Regions from separate parts of the Mus musculus genome. Here region 1 is linked to region 2. Evidence: chromatin loops called from intact Hi-C (ENCODE). Cell type or tissue: left cerebral cortex. All regions are shown on one strand.

What was found. A loop is a pair of places that touch in the nucleus more often than their neighbours do. Peaks named below come from ENCODE experiments on the same cell type or tissue, not always from the same donor. Only the 100,000 strongest peaks of a DNase experiment are listed, where the experiment ranks them.
Region 1: it touches region 2 in a loop (2.9-fold over the local background); 5 of 42 quality-filtered maps call a loop at or near these places.

The regions. Positions count from the first base shown.
Region 1 is chr11:43,746,643-43,749,142 of GRCm38, reverse strand. Ttc1 (tetratricopeptide repeat domain 1) reads left to right here and starts at 1,135. Exons shown (of 8, transcript NM_133795.2): 1 at 1,135-1,221. In left cerebral cortex, no CTCF peak of the experiment used is centred here; a DNase peak (open chromatin) is centred at 1,086; H3K4me3 peaks cover 1,369 bases; H3K27ac peaks cover 654 bases.
Region 2 is chr11:43,491,733-43,494,232 of GRCm38, reverse strand. No RefSeq gene overlaps it. Among named protein-coding and RNA genes, the nearest start is that of C1qtnf2, 19 kb to the right of the region's middle. In left cerebral cortex, CTCF peaks have their summits at 51 (motif pointing left) and 1,339 (motif pointing right); DNase peaks (open chromatin) are centred at 51 and 1,346.

The sequences.
Region 1 (2,500 bases), 250 kb before region 2:
ATAGCTCCGGCTGTCCTCGAACTCACTCTTTAGACAAGGCTGGCCTCAACTCAGAAATCTGCCTGCCTCTGCCTCCCATGTGCTGGGATTAAAGGCAAGTGACACCACTGCCTAGCTTCTGTGTTAATTCTTAAAGTATCTACATTTAAAAACAAATAAATCAAAGGAACAGTATTTCTGTCTATGAAATTTTGTATAACTCTATGGAATTTTTTTAACTTTACTGTTATCTAATTAACTCTTCTGGTGTGCATGAGTGTTTGTTTACATGTATGCCTGTTTACCATGTGTGTGCCTGGTGGCCATGAAGTTCAGAAGAGGATCTTAAATGCCCTGGAACTGGAGTTAAAGTTGTGGTAAGCTGCTATGTGAGTACTGGGGATTGAACCCTGGTCCTCTGAAAGTGCAGTCATTGCTCTCAATTGCTAAGTCATGCTTCCTAGCCCCTTGTGGGAATTCATGACTGAGCCTAGGAGAGACTTAACCAGTCTTGATGAAAGGCTACTTTCCTTTCCGATGTCTTTTTAATTTTCTCCATCTTTGCTATCCTGTCACAAGAAGAATGGCATTGTTTCAATTTTTTGCAAATCTCTGATTTAATACAGGACAGGTGAAGGCCTGGAGGTCTAGCTCACAAATAGACGGACTTGCCTAACAGCTAGAATAATTCACCCCTTTTTGTATTCCTTCTGTTGCACTATATCAGAAGACAACCTCTGGAAAGCGCTGTACAGTCATGAGAAAATGAGTGGAAAAAGTGTGTAATATTTACTGTTTTGAAAACTGTTACTCTCCTAACAGAGCTCTTGAAAGGCACTTTGGAAACTACTGGAAAGAAATGTTTATTTAGGGACGAAGGATGTTTTCGGGTTCTTATGCACATTCCTAACATGAGGGACGCCAGAATAAAGACGTTTTTAAAGCCACAAGTAGTCGCGTTTGAAAAATTACTTTGTGCTAATTGGCAGGATTTGACATAACTCAAGATGACAGCTGAGGCTCATAGTACTGAGCCGTACAGTGACGTCACACAGCTACTTCCGCTCACTCTCTTCGAGTTGGCCACTACATTTCCCAGAATGCTTTGCCAGCAATGGCGCCATTGGCCAGCGCGGCCGGAAGTGCACCTGACTCAGGAGGAAGTAGAAGGACTCGGAGGCAGGAGCGGTGGAGAGAGGAGCTGGGAGGTTGTGAAGCCCATCGTGGGTCTCGCGGCGTTCGGTGAGGACTGTGGCCTGGGACAGGCGCGGGGTCGCGCGGGGAGGGGCTTTTCTAACCTTGACTCATAGCCGGGAGGGACGCGACACTCGAGTAAAAGCGAAGCCTGCGAGTCCTGACCCTCCCTTTTAACTTTTCCTTTTAACAGGCTAGGACGAATTCGGACTTTAACGCGACACTGGGTCATTGGCGTGGTTTTGCTGCGACCAGAGGGGTGGCAGGCACCGCAGAGGTTCTGACTCAGCTTCTAGAGCAGCAGTGGTTAATAGGATGAACGTAAAATCATCAGAGTCACTTTAAAAAAACAGAGATGCTCTGACCTGACTGCAGACCAATATTGTCAGGATCTGGGCAGCAGGGTTGCGCAGCGAGAGTTGAGAACCGGCTCTTCCAAGGCTGAGTTCTGAGTCCCTGGAGGATGCCTGTGAAAACATCTGCGCAAAGGCTCCCCTTCCAGAATTAGCTACCTAAGCTATACCGCTTGCATTTGCTTACGATGATAAGCACGATTTGGGCACAGATGCCATCTTGGGCTCCATAAGAAACTTATTCTTCGGCTCCCGGTGGCGATAGTGTCCCATTCGGACTTCATTGTTTCCTGTTGACAACTTGGTCATTTATTCTGAACAAAGATTAGAACTCTTTCTTTCTTTCTTTCTTTCTTTCTTTCTTTTTTTTTCCCCTGCAGCTGTTTTGGATTCTGTCTAATTTGTGCCATCCAGCAAGCTGCCGGACGTGGAAAAGTCACATTAAAATCAGTCTTTTCATTTAGGGTATGGATCGAGGGTGTGGTTCAGTTGTTTAAATGGCTTACATGTACCACAAAGTCTGAGATTCGGTCTCCAACACCAGTGGGAAGTGGGGATGTTAGTCTTGGTATAAGTCTGATACCATATTTGATCAGCAAGACTATCAGTTAAAATGATAATTGGCATTGAGTGTGAGTTTATTATACTCTAGTTTGGGGCTGGGGAGGGGCCTAATACAGGGTCTCATAGCCCAGGCTAGCCTCACATTTGCTGTGTAACCAAGGATGGCCTTGAACTTCTGATCTTTCTAACTACATCTCCCCAATGATGAGACTGCAGGAATGGGCCACCACAATTGGTGATATCCTGTTTTTAAAATGACTTCCTTGGACAGGCATGATCCATACTCCTTTAATCCAGCAATGGGGAGACAGAGGAGGGTGGATCTCTGAGATCAAGGCCAGCCTGATGAACAAAACAAGTTCCAGAACAGCCAGGGTCACACAGAGAAACCCTGTCTCAAAAAACAAAAA
Region 2 (2,500 bases):
GCAGAGGCCTGCTGGTTTTTCCAGCCCCCTGTGGCTTATTGGAGGTTTGTGCGGTAGGTGTGCTCCCTCTAGTGGCACAAGTAAGAATTACATGCAGCCCGGAAGCCGTTTCTTCCTATTATGGTGGGGGTGAAGAGTGGGGTGGGGATAGGAGAGAGTGGGTTGGGGCTGGGGGGCTGGGGAGCTGGGGAGGCTGGGGGGGTGGTTGTCAAGCCTCCAATGTAACTTTGATGCATTCTGTACTTGTAGAACCGACTCGCCCCCACCCCCGCACTGTCTCTCCTTTACCTCACCCTAATTCCAGCCCTGTCAATCCCAACTTTGACTTTTGCTCTTTGTTTTTGTATTAATCTTGATTTACTAACATTCTCTATTAAAATATTATCTGTATATATTATTGAGTCTTTGGTCATCTTTTAAAATTTGTGTCTGAGATGGGTGTCAGACTTCTCCCCTGCCATAATTTTGATCATCAACCTGCAGAGGAAAAGCCCTTATGTAAACGGAGTACAACACGCACTTGCCAGGGGAGACCTAAGGTCTGTCTGTCAGTGTGGGCTGGAAGCTCTCTGCACTGTCATGATCAGAGGTGGGGTTCTCCAGGCTGCTTCAGAAGGGGGTAGCTGCCCTTCAAAGAATGCACTGAACTGGGGTCTGGTGGCACAGGCCTTAATCCCAGCAGGCGGACTTCTTTGAGTTCCAGGCCAGCCCAGTTGACAGAGCAAGTTCCAGGACAGCAGGACTGCACAGAGAAACCCTGTCTCGAAAACCGTGAGGCGGGAAGCTGCTTTTCAAAGAGTGTATTGAAGGAGAGAGAGCCTTTGGATTAAAGGCTCACCAAGTTCTAGGTCTTCTTCAGTACCTACATAAAGGGAAGACCGCAAACAGGCCCAGCTTCTCAAGGCATTCAAGAAGCCACAGACAGGACTAGGAACGAGGGTCTTACCATGTAGCCCTAGCTAGCCTGGCATTTGTTATGTAGATCAGGCTATCCTCCAACTCACAGAGATTCACCTGCCTCTGCCTCCTGAGTGCTGGGATTCTCATCATCATGCCTGGTTTAAAAAAAATTTTTTTTTTAGAGAAAGGAAAAGAAAAAACTGTTTACAAATGAAGGTGCCAGTCCATCTCAGAGGCTGACCCTTCTGCGGGGACCCCGGGCAGAACCCCTGCCCACCTGTTGATCTGTTTGGGCCACAGAGTACTGCCTGGTTTCTAGACACTTACCCACCCCATTGCATTTGTGGTGGACTCAGTGAGAATGATTAAATAAACCTTATTTTGTTAGCACTGGGCCCACGCTTCCCAGGACCAGCCCATGCCCTACCTGTTGTTCCATGAGTATCCACCAGGGGGCAGTGAGCGCAAGCTGCTTGAATGTTTGACCCTATCAGATAGGAAAATCTCTAAGCGTTGATCATGGGCTTACCGCATTCTGGCATGGAGGCTTCTTTAGCCCTGTATTCTGAAAACACCTGACCAGGGTAGACTCATCTCAGTGCTATTCATTCCTGCCACCAGGCACGCAGTGAAACCCTGCTCTTCATCACCGACCGAGCAGTGGGCCAGCAAATAATAATAAAAAGCCTGGGTCCTTGATGAACAGCGCTTACATTCTGAGGAGGCTCAGGATTACCCCATTGTAATGTCATACTCCCTCTGCATACTGGTAAATTAATACTCTTTTTCTTTTTTCTTGAGAAAGTTTCACCCTTAGCCCAGACTGGCTTTGAACTCAATGCAATCCTCCTGCCTCAGCCAGCAGAATGCTGGAGTTACAGGCAGAAGCTAAAGCAGCTTTCTAATAGGAAGGAACATGATTATGAGGGTCTTTGTGATCTTCCACCCTCACAAGTCTCAAGTCTCTTCTTCTTAACTGCCCAATTCTTCTGGCTTCAGTCAGTTCCTAAAGAGCACCCAGCTCTTCCCTGTGTAGAGAGGGCATTTGTACCGGCGACCAGGTCATTTTGCTCGAAGAACATTCCTTTCAGGTTCTCCTGTTGCCCTGTGTCCTGCTTCAGAGCCCAGCTCCTCTGTGCACTCATGGGCTCTGATTTACAATTCTTTGACCTACGGATTTTTGACTTTGGAAGGTATAAATATAACACACGTTCAGCAGGAACTGCCTGGAATTTTGATCTTTCCCCTCACTGTCCCTGTGTAGGACATTGGCTTTTGCAACAGTGACAGTAGGCAACCTGTCAGGGTGAACAATTGCTCTTCTGTGTGCCATGTGGCTGGGCCCCAATGCTCACTTTTGAATGTATCTTTAACTGAGCAATATTTTAAAACTTATTGTGTTTTAAACGCAATCCCAACGGAAGCAGAGGAGTAGCTGTGTCCTGGTTGAAGGAATCTCAGAGAGCTATGAGAGATGGGGGTGGAGGGTGGGGTATGGGGGTGGGAGCAGGGGTCGGAAGAGTGGTAGTTGTCCCCCCACCCCCATCTATGTAGTGGTACAGGGTACACATGTAAGTCAAAATCCATGTTTTCCACGTAA